Regions from separate parts of the Homo sapiens genome. Here regions 1 and 2 are each linked to region 3. A link is a contact called in ENCODE Hi-C or POLR2A ChIA-PET data. All regions are on one chromosome and are shown on one strand. The core of a region is the stretch at or near the end of the contact, and the rest is flanking DNA. Distances in the headings are between cores, read along the strand shown.

Region 1 (3,810 bases), core at 261-2,760, 98 kb after region 3:
TGGACAGTTCTTTGAGCTGCTCCTGCAGGCCCTGCTGTCTGTGCTGCCTTTAACCACCTCCTTATCTCCACTTCCCATGGCTGGGGCCCTGCACAGCTGACCCTGGCCGCCCCATTTGGCAGAAGCAGGTGCGAAGTTTGCCTTAGTGAGGAACGGAGGCCGTGGCATGAGCCGTGGTTGCCGGGTCCAACACGTGGAGAGAAGCACTATTTTACTGGAATCCCTGACAACCCTGAAGTAGCTTTGTGCAGGAAGGATGAGGTGAGGTGAGAGGGGTCACTCATCTCAACCCAGGGTTCTTAATTTGTGGGGCATGAGGGAACCTGGGACTTCCTTCGAGTTGTGTAAAAATGTTCTCTGTATGGGCATGAGCACACGTTTTCTGGGAAGAATATCTGTAATAATACTTCATCACATTCTCGAAGGGCTCTTGACCTACACGTGGCTCTGCTCCCGCAAAGCATGAGAGGGGGCTCTGCGATCCAACTGCCTCAGCCTCCCAAAATGCTGAGATTACAGGTGTAAGCCACTGCCCCTGGCCTGCCTCCTGAGATTTTAAAATGCATGTTTATGGGTTTGCTTGTTTGTTTTCTGATTTGTAAAGCAGTCCATGCTTATGTGATAACAGAAGAAATAACGTAATAGAAGGTGACATGAAAAAGCAAAATACACAATTGTTATTTCTACTCTGCAAAAGTGGGTATTCACCAAGTGTCTGCTATGCTTCCTGGTGGCTGAGGATACAGCAGAAGAAGAGAACAGACCCGAATCTCTTTCCTTGTGGAGACTGCTGTCTGGGTGGGGAGGCTGGGTTTCCGTAACACAAAAACAGATAACAGCCGCAAAGATGAATGACCCTTGGAGTCTTTTCGGCGGTGGTAAGTGGTAGGGAGGGGCAGGATGGCGGGCGGCCTCACCACCAGGCAGCATCAGCAGGCACAGGCCTCACAGATCTCTGGGAGAGGCTGGCTGGGCAGAGGAGGAGAGGAAGGGCAAGTGCCAAGGCCCTGAGACAGGAGTTTGGGGGCGAGTGCGAGTGGCTTGCAGAGGTCAAGAAGAAGCTTCCAGATGTTCACCGATGGAGCCCGACAAATGAGGGTGAGAAGGCACAGCCCCCACAAGCCCATCAACTTAGTGGGCTCGGAAGTCATTTTGTGGTCCATCTGTCCCCATAGGGTGAACCAGTCTGGGATCCTCCATCACCCAGAACACAGGCAGATTCAGGGGTGAGAGGGAAAGAATGTGCTTTTTGTGCAAGACTTGGAAAATATGGAAGAGAGAAAACAAGGAACTGAGGGTCTTCAGGTGCACGGGCTCACTCTCCTCAGCTTCAGCCAGAGGGACAGGCAGAGGAGTCATTATCCAGCACCGCTGGCCACCAGCCCGACCGTGAGCCCATCTTCTTTCTGCTTTCAAAGCAGCTGCATCATGTGGCTTCTCCCCGACCTCCCGAGCTGTTGTTAAGTACAACTCTTCATGTGATCTCAAAGAGATGCAGTCATTGCTCCACGGTGTCATCGAAAATACTCCAGGGCAGCGTAGGTGGGTGGGGCGGACTCATTTACACAAAGACCCGAGGCCTCTGGGGGGCCATCCTCTGGCCAGCTCTCCTGTGTCTGATGGGGCTGAGTCTGGGCGTGGGGTGGGGATTTGCCTTGGCCTAGGGCTTTTACGGGGTGAAAAACCCTCTGCTTTTACTTAGGGTTGGTGAGATCATTATCTAACAGCATGGCCATGGGAGAGAGCCTTTTCCAGCTTCCTGAAGTGATAAAAGACCACTCTCCTGATGAGAAACGAGCTGGAATGAGAGTGCTGCTTGGCTCTCACTACAAACTACAGTTCCAGTCAGCATATAATGAGCTACACAAATGTATTTGGGACTAGAAGTGAGCGCAGAAAGCAAGCATTCTGGCAGCCTAGGATGTGAGTTGTTTTGACTTTTAAAAAATCATCTTTGAGGTTGAAAATACAAGTGTTTTTTTTCCTCCTTAACATAAATATGTGCTCATTCTAAAGAACCCCAGGCATCCAGGCAGCACATACCGTTTCCCGAAATGCACCAAGAGGCTGCTGCAAGTGGATACGAACATTTTGCTCCTAACACAGTCCTCCCTCACATTTCTCTCTGGAAAAAAACCAAAAAACCAAAACCAGCTGCTGGTAGAAGCTACTTCTTAAAAGGACACAAGGCAGGTTCAAAAAGAATCATGGATTTTTTTTTCTACCCCAGTCTCCCACCCAGCCACAAAGAACAAACAATAAAACCCAACCGAAAAACAGGGTTGAGAGACGTTTGCTTTGACTTTCTGTATGCTTTCTGGCATTAAGCACTCACTTGCGGGCTGACAGTTTGCAGCATTTATAAAGCATCTTAGCTTTCTCATGGGACTGGTATGAGATCTTGCCACCCACCCATGGAAGCTGTAGCCCTCTTCACTGCTGCGGCCACCAGGGTGTGGGTGGAGGGTCGGCCCCACCACACAACTGTAACTAGGCCCACAGGTTGGGTGTGGAGAGCTGTGCATTAGAAGGGATGGGTCCATCTGGGGCCTCTGCAGGTGGCAGGAAGAGACTGTAACGTCACCCATTAGTAGCCCTAATAACATTATGAGGCTTAGTCCACTGAATCCAAAACTTTTCCTTGGTCCATGGACCCATGTCACACTTTAATGCAATCTTACAGAAAAATGCAAAAACCCAAACTGCTAGACCAAGTATTTCTATCTGCATCCCAGCTTTCTTACACTGTCATTGCAGGGAATACTTGGGAAGAAGAATGTTCTCAATGGGTGCGAGCTTGACTCAGCGTCAGCCCCTCCTAGGCTGCCACTCTTTTCTGTTCAGATCAAGTGATCAGTGCTCTGGCATATTGGCGGGGTCTGCAGTGATGTGGGTGGTCCTGTATATTGAGAGGCCTTTGGTAACCTCTCACTGGAGCAGGGTCAGCTGGTCCTGGAAACACACTTGACACGCTGGAACCTGCGGTTTGAGCTACCATGCCTCATGGGTCTTATTTGGTATTCAGAATATGTCCTGGAGAGCAGGGAACTTAGGAGTGTAACAGTGTCATTTGGCAGGGACCAGAGACTAAGCGTTATCTTCTAAGGTGAGCTCTTCCTCGGGGCCCCTTCCACACAGCCTCCAGGTGGCCACTCCCAGCTTGCTGAGTGTCTGCAGAGCCCCTGCTATTGATGTGTGTATTTAGATCTCTTAGTATCCTCCCACCTAAGTAAATGAGGGGTCTCAGCTTAGCCTACACTGTGCTTCCCTGCATGTACATGCATGCACACGCTCAACACAGCACATACACACACTCAATACCCAGCACACACATGCATATACACCCACAGGCTGAGTGGCCAGTGCTGATGGGGAGGAGTGCTGATAGAGAAAGATTTGGGGGCCAGTACCCTGGGCTGAGAGCTTACATGTGGCCCTGGGATTGTGGCCAGTGTCTTGGAGAAAGAGACTACAGGTAGCGTAAAGTGGGTTGTTTTCAGGAAGGTCTGTGTTACACTCTGAGAGTATGCCACGACTCTTTAAGGCTCAGATGAGAAAGAGTGACAGAGTTGGGAAAAGGGGCATCCTCCTCACTTTTGCACAGGACACAGTGCCACCCTGGGCTGGGAGACTAGAAGGGAAGTTTGTGTCATTCAGTGCCATGGGGGTTCTTCAGTTTCAGGAGATGTCCCCCACCCCCCGGCAGGGTGCTAACCATGGAGGGCAACCACTGATGCCTCCAGCAGCTTCTGGACAGAAGATCCTGTAAGGAGCCAGAGAAGAAGGAGAGGGGCCTGGTGCTGTGCATGT
Region 2 (3,897 bases), core at 1,303-3,802, 97 kb before region 3:
TTCTTTTAGAGATATAAATTTCTCCTATAAAAGTGTTTTGGGGCCAGGCGCGGCGTCTCACATCTGTAATCCCAGCACTTTGGGAGGCCGAGGCGCGCGGATCATGAGGTCAGGAGATCGAGACCATCCTGGCTAACATGGTGAAACCCCGTCTCTACTAAAAATAGAAAAAATTAGCCAGGTGTGGTGGTGGGCACCTGTAGTCCCAGCTACTCGGGAGGCTGAGGCAGGAGAATGGCGTGAACCCGGGAGGTGATGGTTGCAGTGAGCTGAGATCGCGCCACTGCACTCCAGACTGGGCAACAGAGTGAGACTCCATCTCTGAAAAAAAAAAAGTGTTTTAAGATAGCCAGCTAAATGCCAGAAAAGTATATTTTAGAGACTGTTTTAGTTTAATAGGTGGTCTTCTTAACTTAGCTACTTTTTCTTAGCTAAAACTACTGAGTTCAGGATGGAGCTCATTAAGAAACACAGCAATTAAAGCATTCTCTATACCTGGACTTAGCATGGATAGCTTTGAAAAAGAATCAAGGCCATTTAATCTGAGGGCCTACTTTTTATAAACACTGTATCCAGGATAGCTTTCTTTTTGCCTTTGGTTGGGATATGTGTAAGGAAAATAAATCTTAGGACCCCAAATCACTGAGCCAAGGGAAAAGTCAAGCTGGGACCTATGTCAGGCACCCTGCCTCCCATTTCATTCCTAAATAAGATAGCTACAAAGATAAAAAGTGACATACCTCCCTCACAATTTGCCCACAAGGAAATTCTTGGTGGACAACGGAAAGATAGAACTCCAAGTCTCCTTCTGAGGCTCACCTTAGACAAATGCATATCTGATTGCTTCCTCTGCCCTATTGTTTATGTAAAAATGAAGATTCACTGAGCCAGACTATATTTTGTATCCAGTGGAAGGCTCATCAAGGACTCAAAATAATGCAACCTTTTGTTTTATGACCTGGAAGCCCCCACCTCAAGTTGTTCCGCCTTACCAGACCAAACCAATGTACATCTTACACATATAGACTGATGTCTCATGTCTCCCTAAAATGTATAAAAGCAAGCTGTAACCCAACCACCTTGGGCACATGTCAGGAACCCCTGAGGTTGTGTCATGGTCACGCGCTTAATCTTGGCAAAATAAACTCTCTAAATTGATTGAGACCTGTCTCAGATATTTGGGGTTCACAAATAGTAACTAAGCCAAAAAGTTGGTAAATTTTCTTACCAATTAGTCAATTTTTTTTATTTTTATTTTTATTTTTTAGATAGAGTCTTGCCCTGTCACCCAGGGAGTCACCTGGAGTGCAATGGTGTGATCTTGGCTCACTGCAACCTCTGTCTCCTGGGTTCAAGCGATCCTCCTGCCTCAGCCTCCCAAGCAGCTGGGATTATAGGTGTGCACCACCACACTCAGCTAATTTTTTTTTTTTTTTAAGTAGCGATGGGGTGTCCCCATATTGGCCAGGCTCGTGTTGAACTCGACCTCAAGTTACCACCTGCCTTGGCCTCCCAGAGTGCTAGGATAACAGGGGTCAGCCACTGTTTCTGGTCAGTCACTTAAGCTTTTTATTTGCCTTTTATAAAGAATTTTTTGTTTGCTTGTTTGTTTGTTTTGAGATGTAGTCTCACTCTGTTCCCCAGACTGGAGTGCAGTGGAGCGATCTCAGTTCACTGCAACCTTCACCTCCTGGGTTCGTGATTCTCCTGCCTCAGCCTCCCAAGTAGCTGAGACTGCAGGCACAAGCCACCATGTCCACCTAATTTTTTGTGTTTTTACTAGAGATGGGGTTTCACCATGTAGGCCAGGCTGGTCTTGAACTCCTGACCTCAAGTGATCTGCCCACCTTGGCCTCCCAAAATGCTGGCATTATAGGCATGAGCCACCACACCTGGCCAAGAGTTTTTTTTTTTTTAATGAGGGAATAAAAGTATTGAAATCTTTTTAGAAGTTTCTGCACATCGGTAGGCATCCCTGGAAGAGCCTTCTTTAGGAGCCCTCATTTTAAAATGCACTTTGTGTGTGTGTGAAATCTGCTACAATAACACACATTTAAAAGTACAGTATTATTTATTTGGAATGTTCCACTGTAATTTTAAATTACCTTTAGTAAGATTTTGCTATTTCTGTAAGCATTTGCTGCTTTGGGGGCTCTTGGGGGCCTAATTCCGACACATGTAAGTGTAGGTGTAGCCAAAAGGTGGTGTATTCAATTCTGCAGAAATTAAGCAATTAAGCATCTCATTTTTACATTGAATGCCTTTGGCTCTCAGATCCCCTTGATTGACTTAGCTAATGATTTTTTTCCCCTGCCTAGGTATGTAAGAAAAAGAAACAAAGGGGCTAAAATGCAAAAGTCCCTGCAAATTTCTCACAGCTGGAGTTCACACTCCCTGCAGTATTGCCATTTACTGCCAGTTTCTGCCTGACCTAGTCAGACATCTGAGGCCTCTAACTGGATCCAAGTAAGTTAATTATTAGATCCAATCTGATCCTGGACCCAGTCCAGTTTCTGTCATGGCTTCCAAACCCAGTTTGGATCAAAAATTTGCTCAAAGGCCGGGCGCGGTGGGTCACGCCTATAATCCCAGCACTTCGGGAGGCCGAGACGGGCAGATCACCTGAGGTCAGGAGTTCGAGACCAGCCTGGCCAACATGGTGAAACCCCGTCTCTACTAAAAATACAAAAAATTAGCCGGGCACGATGGCACATGCCTGTAATGCCAGCTACTCAGGAGGCTGAGGCAGGAGAATTGCTTGAACCCAGGAGGCGGAGGTTGCAGTGAGTCGAGATTGCACCATTGAACTTCAGCTTGGACGAGAAAAGCAAAACTCTATTTCAAAAAACAAAAAAAAAGAAATTTTTTGCTCAAACTCAGATAACTCAAAACACAAATTTCTGGAACTTCAGAATCTGAGAGAGAATTCACCCATGATCCCCAGCTGCTGTGAGAGAGCAATGGATTCAATGGCCAGGGGGTTACTTTACTTGGTCACTTGATGCTCTTGTTGGTCACTGGAGCCTCTACTTCAGATTCCACTTCTGACACTGTCTGTTAAAGAAATACTTTAGAGATATTAAATTTAATAGAGTTTAACTGAGCAAAGAATGATTCATGAATTGGGTTGCCCCCTGAACCAGAAGAGCTTCAGAGGGACTCTGGCACTACTTTGTGGTCAGTGAGGATTTATGGACAGAAAAAGGAAAGTGATGTACAGAAAATGGGTGAGATGCGGAAACAGCTAGATTGATTACAGCTTGGCATCTGCCTTATTTGAACAGTTAACTGCCTATGATTGGCTGGAACTCAGTGATTGGTACAAGGGTAGGTTACGGTCTGTTTACATAGCCACATCTCATTAGGTTACAGTTCATTATGTATGGAGAAACCTTTAGGCCAAACTTACAAGGAGGCGGCTTTAGGCTGAACTTAATTTTGCATTATTTTACGTGTTTTTTGGTTTAATTCCTTTCTAGGTATTTTATCCTTTTTGTTGCTATTGTAAATGGGTTTTCTCTATCATCTTATTAGCTAACTAGTTATCGTTTGTTTATATGAAAGCTAATAATTTGTATATGTTAGCATTATAGCCTATTACTTTACTGAATTATTTTATTGTTTGAGTTAGTTATATCATTGACTATCAAGAATTTTACTGGTACATGATCAAATCATCTGCAAATAGAAATGGTTTAGCTTCTTTTCAATTCTTATCTGTACAATCTGTTATTTCTTCCTATTACGTAGTTAATTAATATCTCCAGTATGCTGTTGAACGTGGTGGTGATAATGGGCATCCTTGCCTCGTTTCTTATCCTATTAGAAATGCTTCTAGTGCTTTAATGTTTTTCCATTAAGCAAGACGCTGCCTTTGGGACCTTTAGGACATATATA
Region 3 (4,109 bases), core at 554-3,053:
AATACCAAACCATTGCTCCTAGAGGAAATAAAGGGTTAAGTTCCTGTGTGCAACTAATCACAATTTTATCAACTGATCAATACATAACCTTGCTGTGTATTTGTTTCTGTCTAAAGATACCTTATTCAATACACATTGTTGATTCATTAACACTGAACTCACTGCACTATAATCAACACCTGAACAAAGCTTAACACTGGTATTTTCTTCATAGAGAAATCATAGCCTTTCTGCAGCTCTGAACAAAAGGCAGCATTTCAGCTCTGTTCTGAGAGGCCATTTAAAACAGCAAAATCACCAATAAAAAGCACAAAAAGGCAAAAGATGTATTGTGTAACTAAATAGACCTTGAAAAGGATACTTGATGCAGTGTGACAGCTGAAACAAGCAGGCAGGGTGCCACCTTGTTCCACCTCAGCTAGGAATGTGTGCATTGAGCAACTCAAATTTTTCAGGGCTCTGTGCATTTCTGCAAATGACCATGAAAGCACCATGAGTATTAATTTTAGGGTTACAAACAAATTGTAGTGAGTAGGTAAATTTGCAAATATGGAATCCACAAATAAGGAAGATTGACCGTATATTTGACCCCATTCCCAGTCACCAGTTTAATCAGTTTTACATCCTTTATATCTTTAAAATTGGTCCACTTCTTTTTATCTATACCTTCCACACCTCAGTCCATCCCAACAAACCACTTCTTCTGGATTAACAGGTTGCAGTCAGCCCACATCAACTCCTGTACCTCTTTAGTCTATTTTTCACTGGTGGCAAAAGGGGAGGTTGGCAAAGAGGGCTGTGGAAAGAGATGGGGCAGTTGTTGAAGAGAGAGGAAATTTAGGTTAAAGAAGATTTTAAGGAAGTAGCCTCCTTTTCTCCTTTATCTTGTGTGTGTGTGTTCTTTGTGATAACCTGCTCAGACTAGTTGAAAGGAGAAGACTCAGTGTCACTTGAGTTATGTGTACAATATTAATCTATTTAACTGTCTCCATAACTCTATATGTAGATACTATTATTATGTCTTGTCTTAGTCAGCTCAGGCTGCTATAACAAACTAACATAAAATGGGTGGCTTAAATAAGAAACATTTATTGCTCACTGTTCTGGAGGCTGGGAAGTGGGAAGATCCAGGCACTGGCAGTTAATAATGTCTGGTGGGGGACTGCATCCTGGTGCGTAAATAGCCGCCTAGAGCTCCATTTGAGATTGTGTCAAATTCAGAGAAAAGCATTCAACCAGAACTCAGTGTAATGGACTGGGCTGGATGGAGTAAGCCAATGGCCCTTAGACATTAATGGAGCCTCGAACTCATTGTTTCATGTACAATAAAGGAAAACTTCAGATTTGATTGAACAAAGAACATTAGTTTCCTTATACCAACTTGGGAATCATTCTCAAAATGTGATATTTTGTTTAGTTATATGAATAAACATTATGTCTTCTGATGAAGGATGAACCTTAATATTTGGAGGGGAAAAAAGCTATCACACACTCTCACAACCCCCTACCAGCCTTTGGGCCTTGGGCTGAGGCCAAGGCAGCTGCCCTCAGGGCACAGCAGTGAGCCACTTGACCAGTTTATTCCCCCAGATAGGATTTTGTGCCTCTGGCTTTGAAGTGGAATAAGCACTTCCTATCTGACATGGAACTAGCAAACCAAGGGTCAGGCTTCGCCTGCTCAGAGGAATTAAAGTCGATTGAGAAACACAGCTCTGTTTCTTGCCAAGAGAATCTTGCCAAGAGAATCTTGTCAAGAAACAGCTTTGAAGCTTTCTTCCTCTATCAGAGCTGGAGACTTTGGTACATGGGGTTATCATCACTGCGGCAGCCAAAGCAGCCTCGCTTTGTCTCTAACCCTCGCATCCACACAGCAAAGAACACTTTGAACTGTGTTTTTTGCACGTCCGTGTGTGCCAAGATCTTGTGGGATCCCCTGTTTTTGAAACTAGGCCACTCTCCGATAAGGATGGAGACCTTGCTTCCCTGCTCCCACCAAACAGAGCTTTCTATTGCTGAGTTACAGTGAATACAAGGCGATTAAAACTACAAGCTAATTTATGCTCTCTTGGGAGGAATTAAGGAGATGAAGCAACTGCTTTCTGGGGAGGAGAAGCGATGTGTATTTTTATCTTGCACCACCTTTCACTCTCTAGTTCTGCCTTGTTCTCCACAAATCTGTGTTAAGGCCTCAGCAGGTGCCAGGCACAGCCTCATGGAGACAAAAGCAGCTCCATCTTGGATGCTCATCCGCCATGTTGACTCCTGATTAACCCCAGTTCAGGGAAGGCCTCTGAGATTTTTACTTTCATGTACTTACCTTAACTCCTGCCCTTATGTCAAAACAACCTTGATGTTATTGTAAACACACATTTCCCATACATCCTGCCCTTAGACAAATTCTATATGGTACATAGCCCTGGGTCGTAGGGGTAACTGAGCAGGGATCCACCATCTTGTCTTGTGGCTGCCTGAGATGTGGCCTCTGTTCGTAAAGTCCCTATTAAGTGTTTCTTTCTGAGAAACTAGATTTGTCAGCCTCTGTTTTCAACTTTTCAGCTTCTTTGGACTTTGGGGATAGTTTTGCATAGACCTACTTAGCAGGGCACAGCGACCCAAAGTGTGGTCCTGGCAGCATGGGGGACCATCCAGGCCCTCACAGAGGACACCCTTCCTCCTGGCGGTCTGGCTGCGGCTGCTGGACCTGGTGTTAGGAGATGGCAGTTTAACACACAGCACCTTAACCATCCATGGCTTGCCTTTTCTTTCACAACTTGTCCTCAGGTACAGAGGTCTTCAGAACTTGGTTCCTTTCCAAAAGCAGAGCAGTGTTTTGACACAGGAAAACGCAAGGTCCTTTATGCCTGGAAGAAAGCAGCTTTCTCCTGCCTCCTCCTTGATGCGGTTCCCAGCCACCGCCCCCAGGATGCTCACTCCCTTTTATGAGCTGAGAGAGGCAGACCTTAGGGCCTCCTCCAATAGTTAATATACATTTTTTATATTTTTAAAAATTAACCTATCATAGTTGTACATATTTGAGGGGAAGCATGTGATATTTTGATACATGTATACAACGTGTAATGATGAAATCAGGGTGACTGAGATATCCATCACTTCAAACATTTATCTTTTCTTTGTGTTGGAAACATTATAATTCTCTTTTAGCTATTTTGAAATATACCATAAATCATGGTAAACTATAATTTCCCTACTGTACTATTGAATACTAGAACTCATTCCCTCTATTTAACTGTGTGTTTTTACCTGTTAACCAAGTTCTCTTCATCCTCCCCTCCCTTCTTCCCTTCCCAGCTTCTGGTAACCACCATTCTACTCTTAATCTCCATGAAGTTCACTTTTTTAGATTTCACATAAGAGAGAGAAACATGTGATATTTGTCTTTCTGTTCCTGGCTTATTTCACTTAAATAATGACCTTCAGTTCCATTCATGTTGCTGCAAATGACAGGATTCTGTTCTTTTTAATGGCTGAATAATATTCCATTGTGTATATCAAATATTTCATCTTAACATAAAGTAAGCTGAAGTAAAGATAACTACCCTCAATCAGAGTCTAGAAACATGGCGACTGAGATTTGGGGGTAAGGAGAGCAGTGGAGGGTGGAAAGGTGTTGAGGTACCCTGTGCTTTGCCCACAGCTGGGGCTACACAGGCTGCCTTCTCTCCTTCCTCCTTAGGGTCTAGCACAGTCCTACCTGGCCAGATGCAAGGTCACATTGCTAGCAGACACCCCCCTTCCTCCCTCTTTTCTTCCTCTTCTTCACCCCTCTCATTCTTCACCCTAGTAGCCACTGTGGGTGCCCAAGTCCTGCCTGGGTCCCTTGTCTCCACCTCAGGTGAGCTGGACCTGCTGTGGAGGTGAGCTGGACCTGCTGTGGAGGTGAGCTTTCCCGCTCTTTGGTAGGAAGGAGAAAGCACTGAGCAAGGAGCTGACTGATGGGCTTAGTTGCGAACATGCATGCTGGTCTCAGGCTAGTCTTTCTTTGTCTTCCTTTGCCTGTCCCTGTGAGCCAAGAGCCTTCACCACAGGTACTTGGGGTCAGCTGCAGGAGATTTCCTGGAACTCTGAACTTCTGGGTTTCAGTTTCTCTA

The links. Hi-C counts contacts between places; a loop is a spot of excess contacts on that map. ChIA-PET counts read pairs that join two places held with the same protein, here RNA polymerase II (POLR2A). Pooled maps may share reads with other maps.
Region 1: a loop to region 3 is called in a map of ovary, with 1.8 times the contacts of the local background. The contact joins two enhancer-like sites. A Hi-C loop is called at or near these places in 4 of 168 maps with a recorded cell type or tissue (esophagus muscularis mucosa, ovary, sigmoid colon and 1 more) and 7 of 50 pooled maps. POLR2A ChIA-PET finds 5 or more read pairs at or near these places in 1 of 52 experiments (MCF 10A).
Region 2: a map of endothelial cell of hepatic sinusoid shows a loop between it and region 3 (4-fold over the local background). The contact joins two enhancer-like sites. A Hi-C loop is called at or near these places in 1 of 168 maps with a recorded cell type or tissue (endothelial cell of hepatic sinusoid). POLR2A ChIA-PET finds 5 or more read pairs at or near these places in 2 of 52 experiments (H1 and activated CD4-positive, alpha-beta memory T cell).

The regions. Positions count from the first base shown.
Region 1 is chr1:228,898,766-228,902,575 of GRCh38, forward strand. No RefSeq gene overlaps it. Among named protein-coding and RNA genes, the nearest start is that of RHOU, 170 kb to the left of the region's middle. RefSeq lists enhancers at 1-248, 823-1,478. Within about 2 kb of position 1,511, at least 6 of the 41 ENCODE cell types and tissues checked have a DNase peak (open chromatin) inside an H3K27ac peak, as active enhancers do; they include ovary, where a contact is called at or near this core.
Region 2 is chr1:228,703,204-228,707,100 of GRCh38, forward strand. It overlaps a transcript of RHOU not described here. Among named protein-coding and RNA genes, the nearest start is that of RHOU, 30 kb to the right of the region's middle. Within about 2 kb of position 2,553, at least 3 of the 41 ENCODE cell types and tissues checked have a DNase peak (open chromatin) inside an H3K27ac peak, as active enhancers do.
Region 3 is chr1:228,800,893-228,805,001 of GRCh38, forward strand. No RefSeq gene overlaps it. Among named protein-coding and RNA genes, the nearest start is that of RHOU, 67 kb to the left of the region's middle. Within about 2 kb of position 1,804, at least 10 of the 41 ENCODE cell types and tissues checked have a DNase peak (open chromatin) inside an H3K27ac peak, as active enhancers do; they include ovary, where a contact is called at or near this core.